3 separate regions of the Homo sapiens genome follow, and regions 1 and 3 are each linked to region 2. The links are chromatin contacts, found by Hi-C or POLR2A ChIA-PET in ENCODE. All regions are on one chromosome and are shown on one strand. The core of a region is the stretch at or near the end of the contact, and the rest is flanking DNA. Distances in the headings are between cores, read along the strand shown. Region 1 has its middle 6.3 kb from the start of LINC02668. Region 2 holds the start of LINC00702 (long intergenic non-protein coding RNA 702). Region 3 overlaps LINC02669 (long intergenic non-protein coding RNA 2669).

Region 1 (3,449 bases), core at 933-3,432, 980 kb before region 2:
ATGAATTGGCTTAGAAGCCTCTACTGTGAGGTTCTGGGTCTGTTTATCAAACCCATGCCGGAAACGTCGGAGTTGTTAATAGCTTTGGAGTGAGACATACCAGGGTTCAAACCTTAATTACATCAGCTGCTAGCTGGGTAACCTTGGCAAGTTACCTAAACTAAGCTGGGTAACCTTGGCAAGTTGTCTAAATGAAGCTGACCTCTGTCAACCTAAATAACAAAGAAGGAAACTATCTAAAGGACAATGGTGTTTATTCGGGCGTAGGCATTAAGATGGGCATGTGTGTGCCATGGTAAACTAATTGCTTATCCAGAGAAGTAAAAAGAGATAATTTTTTTTAAGAAAATGAGGATTGCAGAATTGTTTTGAGATAATTATCCTGGGCCACAAGGATCAATAACAAGGGTGATGCCTGTCTGAGGCTGGACAGGCAGTTGCTGGCAGATGTCCTGGCAGAAGTGGTTTTTTGTGAAAAGTTGCAATGCCTCACTCATGAGAGCCCTCCCTCCATGGCCTTCCCCAGCGTGTCAGGGTTTTAACACAGGGAACTCCATTTGGATTCTGAAAATTTTCCCTCATGAGGTTGCATGAGGACTAAACGCAACAGTGGGTATGAAGGGCTTGGCATAGTACCTGGCTCGTGTGAATTACTGGTTAGAGAAGAGATGTAGGAAGTCAAATAGGGTAAGTAAAAGAGGACTTGTTGAAGACTACTGGATTCTTTGTAGTATGAATTCTTCTTTCTCCAACTTTGTAGCTTGGGACTTCTGTCTTGGCAAGTACAACACTTTGCAATCCTCCTCACAGCTAGGAAGGGCACAGGACTAAATTCTGACCAATGGACAGGACTGCCTTAAAGGAGAGCGTAAAAGCTGCCCCCTGCTCGTCCTCCTGGCTGCTGTGCGGAAGTGCTGGCTGGCACCTGGGCAGCCATTTTTTACCATGAGGCAGAGCAGTGAGTGAGATGAAATGAAGGAGTCTGGGACCCTGATGCCCGGGAAGCCATCACCCCAGCCCAGCCCTACCACCTCCAGTCTCGTAGCTGTGTGGGGGAGATACCCTTCAATCTCCTATAAGTCATGGATTTTTCCTGTTTGTTACATTCAACCCAGCAAAATTCTAGCTGATATTCAAGATCCCCGAATTAGGTAGTTCAGCTGAGCTCAGGAACTGGAAGAGCTGACGTAAGTGGTGAGGTGGAGGTGGCCTCAGGAAGAGGTGGAGCTGATGATGGACACCCTAGGAGAGGAGACACTGTGAGTTTCTCTTCCTGTCCAGATGAACTCACTCCTGATGCACTGGCCATCTTGTTTTCTGAAAACTTCTTTCTCTTTGGTCCTATTTTAGACTCAGAGCAGTTTGGGAGGCAACTGGTTTTATTTGCACAGTTATCACCTGTTCCAATGAAGAAGAAACACAAAGATGTGCTTCTGTGATTTGAAAGTTTATCCAGGATTCAGGCTTTTTAGGAGTCTATGAGGGTATTGCTTGGCTGAAATTCTCCACATTGCCACTGGTTACTTATTATCGTTTCATCCACATCAGTGCTTCTCAAACTGCTGAGCATTAGTGTCACCTGGGGAGCTTTAAAACATTCTGAAGCCCAGCCCATACCCCAGACCGGTTAGATCACAAGTGGAGAAGCTGGGGCCCCAGCATTGGCAGTTGTTAAAGCTCCCTGGGTGGACCCACCGTGCGGAAGGTGGGAGAAGCAGCAAACGCAATTCTTAGTCTCTAAGTGTGGTCCCCAGGCCGGCAGCAGTGAGAGTTTGTTGGAAACACAGACTCTCAGGAGCTACTGAATCGGAATGTTGTGTCTTCCACAAGCTCCCAGGCCGTGTGCTTCGGTGCCAGGAAGATCAGGCTGCAGGGGGCGTTGCGCTGGTTCCTGGTGAGTGCCATGCCCTTCACGGACTCCCCTAACTCCCCACCTGCCAGCGTTTCTTTCTGTTTGTCTTTCAGGTTGGTTCCTTCACCACATGGATGTTGCTTGGTCCTGCTGGCCATTTAATTCTGCTGCCTTTCAGGGAGCAGAGTGCGACTTTTGCCTTCCTTTTGCCACTTGCCAATCATTTTTTCTTCTTCTCCTTCCTGTTTTGCAAATTGTGGCCACCACACACGACCCAGAAATGACTCCTGGGCAGTGCCACCGCCTCCTCCTGACCCACTCATCTAACAGCTTCCTCTGGCTGCTGGTATTGTTAGGAACAGCCACCCTGGGCCTCCAGCAGGGCCCTCACAAAGTGTTCTGTTTAGGGAATCACTGAACAACAACAGGATATCGTCCTGGCCTTTCTCAGAACCTTCTCTTTGTTTCGTGTTTCAGCCCTTCCTCTACAAACCTGTTCCCAGCAGAGCCAACCCGTAAAGTCAAGTTCTCCACAAAAAGGCAGAGTCAGTTTTCTGATGGAATGTAATTGAAACAGACCTAAGTTAATGACATACAGCATATTTCTTTCGGGCTGTGTTGATACCAGCAGCAATTCCCTGAGCAGAAGGAAGTTCCTACCTGCCACCACAGCCTGCTGCTTGCCGGCCACACGGCTGGCACCATCCCCTCCGCAGGGTCATTCGCAGCTGCCCGTGGTCACACACTCAGCAAAGTCCTGAAAGCCTCAGCGCACTGGGGTCAGCTGGCCATGGGGGTGTGTGGGAGGTGCCACAGCAAGCCCCTCCTGACCCTAGGCGTCCCTCCTTCTGACAGCAGAGGAAAGGAGAGCCTTGGGCTGGTTTCAGGGCTGGGTGCAGCCTGGGCTACACATATTTTTGAGAGGAGATTTGGGGGCACAGCTGGGGACTCCTTAAGCCACCATCTCTCTCCTTTGTGAGCCTGAGTACATGGAAGACCCTACCGACTACAGCTCACCTTTCGGATTAGGGGTTATTTACTTCCAGGTCATTATTTTTAAACTTTTCAAATTAGAATATAATACTTGGTATAGATTTCAAAAATCAAACTTCATAGAATTAAAAGTGAAAAGTCATCATCCATTTCATTCCGTTTCTTGATTTTTTTTTTTTGGTCCCAGTGTAACCATCGCAAGTATTCATTCATGCACTCAACAGTATTTATCAAATTCCTACTGCATGCCATGAACAGCTGTCATTACTGGGGCTGCGGTGAACAAAGAAGTGCCCCTGTGACTCATACCTGAGGGGTGGCAGTGGGGGTGGCCATTGAAGGTAGGCCAGCAAGTCCATGAACATTTCAGGGGTGACAATGTGGGAGGGGTAGCAAATGAAGGGTCAGATGGTCAGACGAGGGCTGCTGCAGAGACGGTAGACCAGATGGCTTCTGAGTTGCCACTGGACACTGTGAGTTGACCTGTGTCCCCATGGAAACACTCATTGCATTCTGTGTGTTTATCTGAGTATAAAGATGCACTTGTCCACCAAGAGATGAATGGATAAACAAAATGTGGTCTATCCATACTATACAATATTAT
Region 2 (3,506 bases), core at 751-3,250:
ATACTTTTGGTGGAATTCCTGTTGTGTGGGAGACCAGCTTAGTTCCATTCACACACTCACACTCCCAGATGTGGCCCCATGGGTTTATTCCTGTCTCGCTGTTTCAACAGTCAGACGTTTGTTCTTCAGGCTGCTTGCTCCAGTATCCTCGTCAGACAACCGCAGGGAGCCTTTGTGCATTTATTTATTTATTTGCTTGGTATGCTTCAGTGTTTTGGGGGCTTTTCTTCCCACTGAGTAAGTTAAAACTCTGCAAAAGTTTGCCTCCAGAAAAAGGGAGCCAAACTGCCCCTTGATTACTTGAATTGTGTAAATGAGGGATGGCAGGTGTTGGGGCAGGGAAGGTGGCAGAGAAAGAAGTGGAAATCATTTGGAATCCAGGATTATCACTTATTGTGCCCCTGTATTGAAAAATTACAAAATGAAACTGAAAGGTTGGGCAACAGAAAGAGGATTATGTTTATTTTCACTACCACTAAACTTTGCCACTACAGGTTGGTTTAATTAACCCGTGAGATGAAGTGCTGAACTCTCTGAAAAGATAAATGCTTTCAGAGGTGCCTCAGACACGAGAAACACAATAATATTTATATTTCTTTTTGACTGAGGAAGGTCACTGTGGTGACAGTTTCAGGAGGACACCTGTATTATTCTCTTTTGTCAACAGGACTTGTAATATGAACAAAACATGCAGTCACTTCCCACCAGGATGTGTCCTTCTGGACATCAGCATACGTGCAAGATGACAATTTCAGGCAAGAATTTTTTCCTCTAATCTATGATTTAATCAGTTGGGTGTCTGGGAGTGGGTTAGAGAACATTTCTGAAGTTAAAGCTTGAATGTTTTTCATGTGGCTGGAGGTGAGGGCAGGCGTCCAGGAGACTCAGGCAGCAGCTGCATAGCTCAGTGCCTAAGTGATCTCTGCTCTTAGGAGGATCAATTGAAAGCTTAGGGGAAATAGGGCTCCCAGGAAGATGGGTGCTTAAAAATGAATACTGTAAATGTTACTCAGCATACAATTGAGGGAAAGCCATCACTCACAGGAAGTGAGCACAATTCTTTATTATCTGGGCCCTGTCACTAATGAAACATTCAGTGTAGAAGAAATCAGTCCCCTTTGAGTTTAGGCTTGTCATGATGGCTCTGGGTTTCCTTCATTCACAGCAATCACACTTAAAATGTTTACAGTCTGAAGACCTGAAAAACATGTCCACACCCTTGAATTCGTTGTAGTTACACATGAGGTCAATGTTATCCATCTTCATTTATCAAATAAAGAAATTGAAAATATAGTCTGTCAGAAAATAATTCCAATTCAGATCTTCAAGAGTTCACGTTTTATTGTCCTATTGTACTAGAGCTATTTTTGTAAAACATACATCTTTAAGCTTTCAGACAGAATCGTGAAAACGTAAACTTATCACACACAACAGCATAATATGCAATGCAGTGCAGTCTAGGATATACGCATTAGTGTCAATTTTTAATTAAAAAATGCTGAATTTTGTTTAAAAAGTTTTTTTTTTTCCTGGATCTGGAAAAGGAAATGCTTTTCTGGAGTAAAACACAGAGGATAAGGTAGAATTCTTACCTGAAGTGCCTGTAGGAGATTCCAACGTGAATGCATTTCACACGCTTTTACAAGCTACTTTCTTCTCCTTTCTTTTTTCAATCATCTTAGCAGTCATTGTTTATTTTCTGGAGATGAGTAGTTTTTATTTATACTAGAAAGCCCATAGTTTTTACATAGGTTGCCTTTCATTCTTGGTAAGACACTGAGAAAAGGAGAAAAAGAAAACTTTAGAGATAGAGCAATGGTATAATTGATTGAATGTTACGTGAACTGTCAAGATCAGAACTTTCTCATACTATCTTAGGAATAAAAATATGTTCTGGTTAGTAATCCTCACCAAGTTTGGAAGGTTAGAGGTGACTCAGCCTCCATGAATGTGGTCTGGTCTTATTTTAAGAAGGGCTTCTGAGTCATGTGGAGTTGTGTCAAACTATGTGTTATGTTATGTTATTTTAAAAAGACAGCTTGGAGAGAGGAAATTGAACTATCTTTTTTTTTTTCCAAAAAACTCTGCCCTTTAATAGAAGAAAAGGGCAAGTTATTTCCCACAAATCTCACTCTATGTAATGTAGCCTAGAATGTATTTTTACCACAGATATATTCTTAAAGTAGTTTGGCATGACCTTACTTAGAGTATTTTAAGTTTGTGACTTGAATTGTTTTTGCTTAATATTTATCCTTAGATGTGGTTGAATGCACTGTTCATAACTGAATAAATTTACTATCGATCCATTATTATCGTGATTGTTCACCTATTCAAATTGATAGCTACACAGATACATGTACTATTTTTATCAATATTCAAAATGCATAATGTTAAGTGAACTTCAATTTTCTCAACTCAGAAAAGTAGCAATAGAATAAATCTTGCCTATCTCCCTGAGTTGCAATAACATGTAATAAAATCCTTGGAAAAGTACATCAGATAATGACGGGTTCATGATGGCTCACGTTGACTGGTAATGCCATGGCTTACAATTGAGTATGAAGTCTGCACTGCGGCTCAGCTGAGGGAAAGGCACATCCAGGTGGGTGAGCAGGTCTGCTACAGGAACTCACTCTTGCATTCTAACTTCCCTGAGCCTTTGGGTATGTTTCTCGATGTTATACCAAGAACGTTCTGACATTTTAACCTCAAGTCGTATAGGTCACCTCTGGTTCCATGATTCAGCCAACCGATTGAGAAAATTATTAGTGCCATTATTAGACCCTCAAGCTAAGACACTGAATCAATAAATCCGCTTCAAAACATATACCATGATACAATTGTATATTATTTCCATCTTAATCCCACACTCTTAAGATACATTGTCATTCTTATTTCCCAGGGTTTGTTGATATTAATTGGCAGATCATGCAACTCTTTGGATGTGTATCATATCCCATCACAGGTTTGAGACTTGAGTCAACTCTAGGTCTAAAAGGAAGAAAAAGGAGTGGGAGTAGAACTTAATGAAGATTAGTAGGGCTCTCAATGCAGTACTAATGGGCGGTGGTGGGCATTAGAGATTCTTCAAGAAAAGGGAGACTAACTTCCTCAGGCACGGCTGCAGACTGCTTCTACTGGCCAAGAAGGCAAGGAAAGCTGTCAGAATTAAGGGCTCTAGGTTTCCAGATTAACTAGAATTTGCTCATATATTCCCTTCCCAAACCTCAGAATCCCACTCCTTCCCAGTAAATGTCCTAAATTTAATAAAAGAGACTCTATGAGGTTTGGAATTCAATTTTGGCTATAATTCAGCCACCCACAGGATGAAACTTTGGGTTTCCTGTTCAAAAACCTTGGCTCTCTGGCTACAGGAGATAGGATTTCTTTCAGGACCAATCTAGAAGCTTTCAGGACCCTTATATAGAACTTGATCTTGGTACTTAAAGCCCTGAATTTCTCCAGTGTAGTTAGAACTAGCCAACCAACACAATTATATTCATCAT
Region 3 (3,381 bases), core at 11-2,510, 790 kb before region 2:
TTCACTGCTGTTTTGCAATGGGTTGTAAACATAACAGAGTCACTGCCAGTGCTAATGATCTGTGATTTTCTAGCAAGGAGGTCAATTGCACCGGGCACCTACCCACACTGCCTACTACCCTTAAAGCAGCAGATCCCATTTATTTTGGGAATGTGAACATCTTACAAACTCACACATTCCACATTGTTCTTCCCTGCCTCCCATGCCTTCATATAAATACAGCATCCCAAGGGAAAGAAAAACTGCCTTTTCATGAATCAGAGAGGATGCTTAACGTATTTGACTTAAAAAAAGTACTTTTAAAGACGTCAAATCCCAAAGTAAGCAGCTTTTACTTCAAAAATAAGCCCACTTCGATGGGAGATCAAAGGGATGGAACTTTCCAAGTTGCAGTTGAATTTAACATTCCAAGAGTCAGGAGGGCAGATTAAAATAGGATTTTGCTTGCAATAACATTTGCGGTCTGTTCAGCATTGTTGAGTGCTTAATCTAGCCAGGAAGTCTGATTTACAGGGAGCTACAGCAGGCCTTCAGCCCCCGGAATTCATCCCAAAAGCAACATGACTTTCGTTTTGAGGAAAGGCTTTGACACAGGGACTACTGCTTTCTCCCAGTAGGGGTTACCAGCCTATTTCAAATCAGGGCCTTTCTTTTCTATAGCAGCAATTGTAAGACAATGAAAACATCCTGTTTCAGAAAAGAATTTGCAAAGAAGTACAACAGGATATTCTCAAACCTGGTGCAAAGTGAATCATCTTATCAAACACAAACTACCTGAGCTATATATTGGTACTGTTTAATTGACAACTCTAAGGTAGGTCTTTGTTTTATTATTATTGTTACATTACTATCATTATTATTATTAATTTGCCATCTTCCTCTCCAAAAAGAACTGTGAATTCTTAAGAATACAGGAAAAGAAGGGACCTCAGGGCTATTATCCCCAAGGCCTTCTGTGGGGCAGGACGATTGAGGCTGGAAGGGGCTGATTTCATCCTCTTCTGAAAGCACTGCAAAAGTGAATTCTAGGGCTTCCTTCCAGAGAAGCCTTCAGAATGACTCAGGAGTCTTTTCATCTCTTCACCGAATTTCTCTTTCCTCACTGTAATTCAATTTAATTTTAGAAAATTAGAGTATAGAGTACTGGCTGCAAACACAAAAACATACAAATGCTACTTCAAAGAGCTTTTACTCTAGGAAGGAGGGCACGCATCTTCTAGTAAGCTCTGATGTTTTTCTCTGACCTCAGTGAAAATACAACGCTTTTTATTTCCAGTCATAGGTTTGGAATGTACTATCACACAGGGACATGCCGCTCAGCCTTTTCTAACCCCCATCGTAACATGCTAAAGAGAAACTGATGAAATCGTTTGCTCAAGGACATGTCTTTTAGCAGATGGGGCCAGAGTTAAACCTTGGTAATGGCTGATTCTAAAATCTAAGATATGATTTCTCATGTGCAAATTCTAAAATCAGGAAAAGTCTGAAAACAAAGTCATATTTGTAGAACTGACACCAAAATACATATGGCAGCAAAAAGTGAGCAGATTTATACAATATTGATGACAAGCTTTCTAAGTCCTTTATTCTGAATATGTATACAATTAGTACAGAAGTATTAACGTATTTTACAAATAGATGACTGCTCTAGCCCTGCTTAGGGTCCTGTGGAAAAATATGGTGAATATACCATATTTTGAAGATTGAAAAAGAAAAGAAGAACTCTGAAGCCTGTATCTCCTCAAGGGTTTTTCTTGGGGACAGTGGACCATGATGTAATTCCTCCCAAGGAAAGTGTAGAGAGCAATAACTCTTGCCGTAGAATACAATATTTTGTAAAACATGCATCAAAATATCAGAACTGAATGTAACCTTTAAGTGAATGTAATTTAACTTCCTCCTCAATTAAAAACCTTCTTTCTGCTGCTGACAGCTGTCCATTCAGCTAACCTGATGTTCTCTATTACTGGTGGCCTATTTATTGCTGCTCAGTCAGGGTTAATAGAAAATTCAGCTGGGCTTGGTGGCTCATGCCTGTAATATCAGCACTTTGGGAGGCCGAGGCGGGCAGGTCATGAGGTCAGGAGTTCAAGATCAGCCTGACCAACATAGTGAAACCCTGTCTTTATTAAAGATACAAAAATTAGCAGGGCGTGGTGGCGGGCACCCATAATCCCAGCTACTTGGGAGGCTGAGGCGGAAGAATCTCTTGAACCCGGGAGGCAGAGGTTGCAGTGAGCCGAGATCATGCCATTGCACTCCAGCCTGGGCTATAGGAGAGAAACTCCGTCTCTAAAAAAAAAAAAAAAAAAGAAAGAAAGAAAAAGAAAAAAAGAGAAAATTCTTCCTTCAGTTTAGCCACGTTGTCCTTCTCCATAACATCCCCAATGGATTCTGTTCTGTCTCATGACCAAGCGGCAGAAACAGGCCCAAGTGTGGTCCTTGCAACGACGGTGCCACTCACAGCACCAGGCCTTCCAGCGGTTGTTTTATTTTATTTTATTTTTACTTTTTTGAGACAGAGTCTCACTCTGTTGCCCAGGCTGGAGTGCAGTGGCACTATCTTGGCTCACTGCAACCTCCGCCTCCCAGGTTCAAGCGATTCTCGTGCCTCAGCCTCCCGAGTATCTGGGATTACAGGTGCGAGCTACCACGCCCAGCTACTTTTTTAGTAGAGATGGGGTTTAGCCATGTTGCCCAGGCTAGTCTCAAACTCCTGAGCTCAGGCAATCCGCCTGCCTCGGCCTCCCAAAGTGCTAGATTACAGGCGTGAGCGACCGCGCCGGCACAGTGGTTGCTTTAAAATTTAATTATTCACTTAAAACATTTCAAAGTGACTTGAGATCTTTCATTCAAAGTTTACACCCATAAATATTTGATGCCATTGGATGGATGCTTTTAGCTTTCTGTAGCTGTGATTTTTACCCCCTAATTTTGTAGATGAAGCTTTTAAAACACTCCACTCATTTGAAATAAAAATAACAAAGGAAAGGCTGAACAAATTCAAGTGTCTTTCCTCTTTTCTGTCTCCTTGCAGGAAAAAATCATATTTCTTGGGCAGAGTGTATATACTGTATCTTTTTCAATGACTGGTTTGAGAATGGAGTTTATGATTCAGGGACCTCAGAAAGGCCGTTGTCTAGGGATAAATTAGATCTAGCTGCAAGTCTGAAGGTGTATGTTTCCAAAATAGTCTTAGGATAAATTAAGCCATTTACTTCTGAGCTGGACTTTTTTTTAATTTAAAAAAATGGATTTTAGGAAACCAAGAAAGCAACATTAACAAAGACCCTGTGAAGCCTGAGAATCTCATTTCCTGATTTCACGGTGTCTTCTAAGTGGCTGCTGGTGGCTAAGGCAGGCCTCATGTTGGCAAATGTT

What was found. Hi-C counts contacts between places; a loop is a spot of excess contacts on that map. ChIA-PET counts read pairs that join two places held with the same protein, here RNA polymerase II (POLR2A). Pooled maps may share reads with other maps.
Region 1: a map of endothelial cell of umbilical vein shows a loop between it and region 2 (4-fold over the local background). The contact joins the enhancer-like site here to the promoter of LINC00702 in region 2. A Hi-C loop is called at or near these places in 1 of 168 maps with a recorded cell type or tissue (endothelial cell of umbilical vein). POLR2A ChIA-PET finds 5 or more read pairs at or near these places in 1 of 52 experiments (activated CD4-positive, alpha-beta T cell).
Region 3: a map of endothelial cell of umbilical vein shows a loop between it and region 2 (5-fold over the local background). The contact joins the enhancer-like site here to the promoter of LINC00702 in region 2. A Hi-C loop is called at or near these places in 4 of 168 maps with a recorded cell type or tissue (IMR-90, chondrocyte, endothelial cell of umbilical vein and 1 more) and 9 of 50 pooled maps. POLR2A ChIA-PET finds 5 or more read pairs at or near these places in 1 of 52 experiments (IMR-90).

What each region holds. Positions count from the first base shown.
Region 1 is chr10:3,262,076-3,265,524 of GRCh38, forward strand. No RefSeq gene overlaps it. Among named protein-coding and RNA genes, the nearest start is that of LINC02668, 6.3 kb to the left of the region's middle. RefSeq lists a silencer at 773-938. Within about 2 kb of position 2,183, at least 5 of the 41 ENCODE cell types and tissues checked have a DNase peak (open chromatin) inside an H3K27ac peak, as active enhancers do; they include endothelial cell of umbilical vein, where a contact is called at or near this core.
Region 2 is chr10:4,241,912-4,245,417 of GRCh38, forward strand. LINC00702 (long intergenic non-protein coding RNA 702) reads right to left here and starts at 2,001. Exons shown (of 3, transcript NR_108040.1): 1 at 1,912-2,001; 2 at 1,593-1,776.
Region 3 is chr10:3,451,876-3,455,256 of GRCh38, forward strand. The region is part of intron 3 of LINC02669 (long intergenic non-protein coding RNA 2669); the gene reads right to left. The region is part of intron 1 of LOC105376360 (a long non-coding RNA gene); the gene reads left to right. It overlaps LOC124902538 (a long non-coding RNA gene), which reads left to right. Exons shown (of 2, transcript XR_007062362.1): 1 at 1-814. Among named protein-coding and RNA genes, the nearest start is that of LINC02669, 49 kb to the right of the region's middle. RefSeq lists an enhancer at 387-1,024. Within about 2 kb of position 1,261, at least 4 of the 41 ENCODE cell types and tissues checked have a DNase peak (open chromatin) inside an H3K27ac peak, as active enhancers do; they include endothelial cell of umbilical vein and gastrocnemius medialis, where a contact is called at or near this core.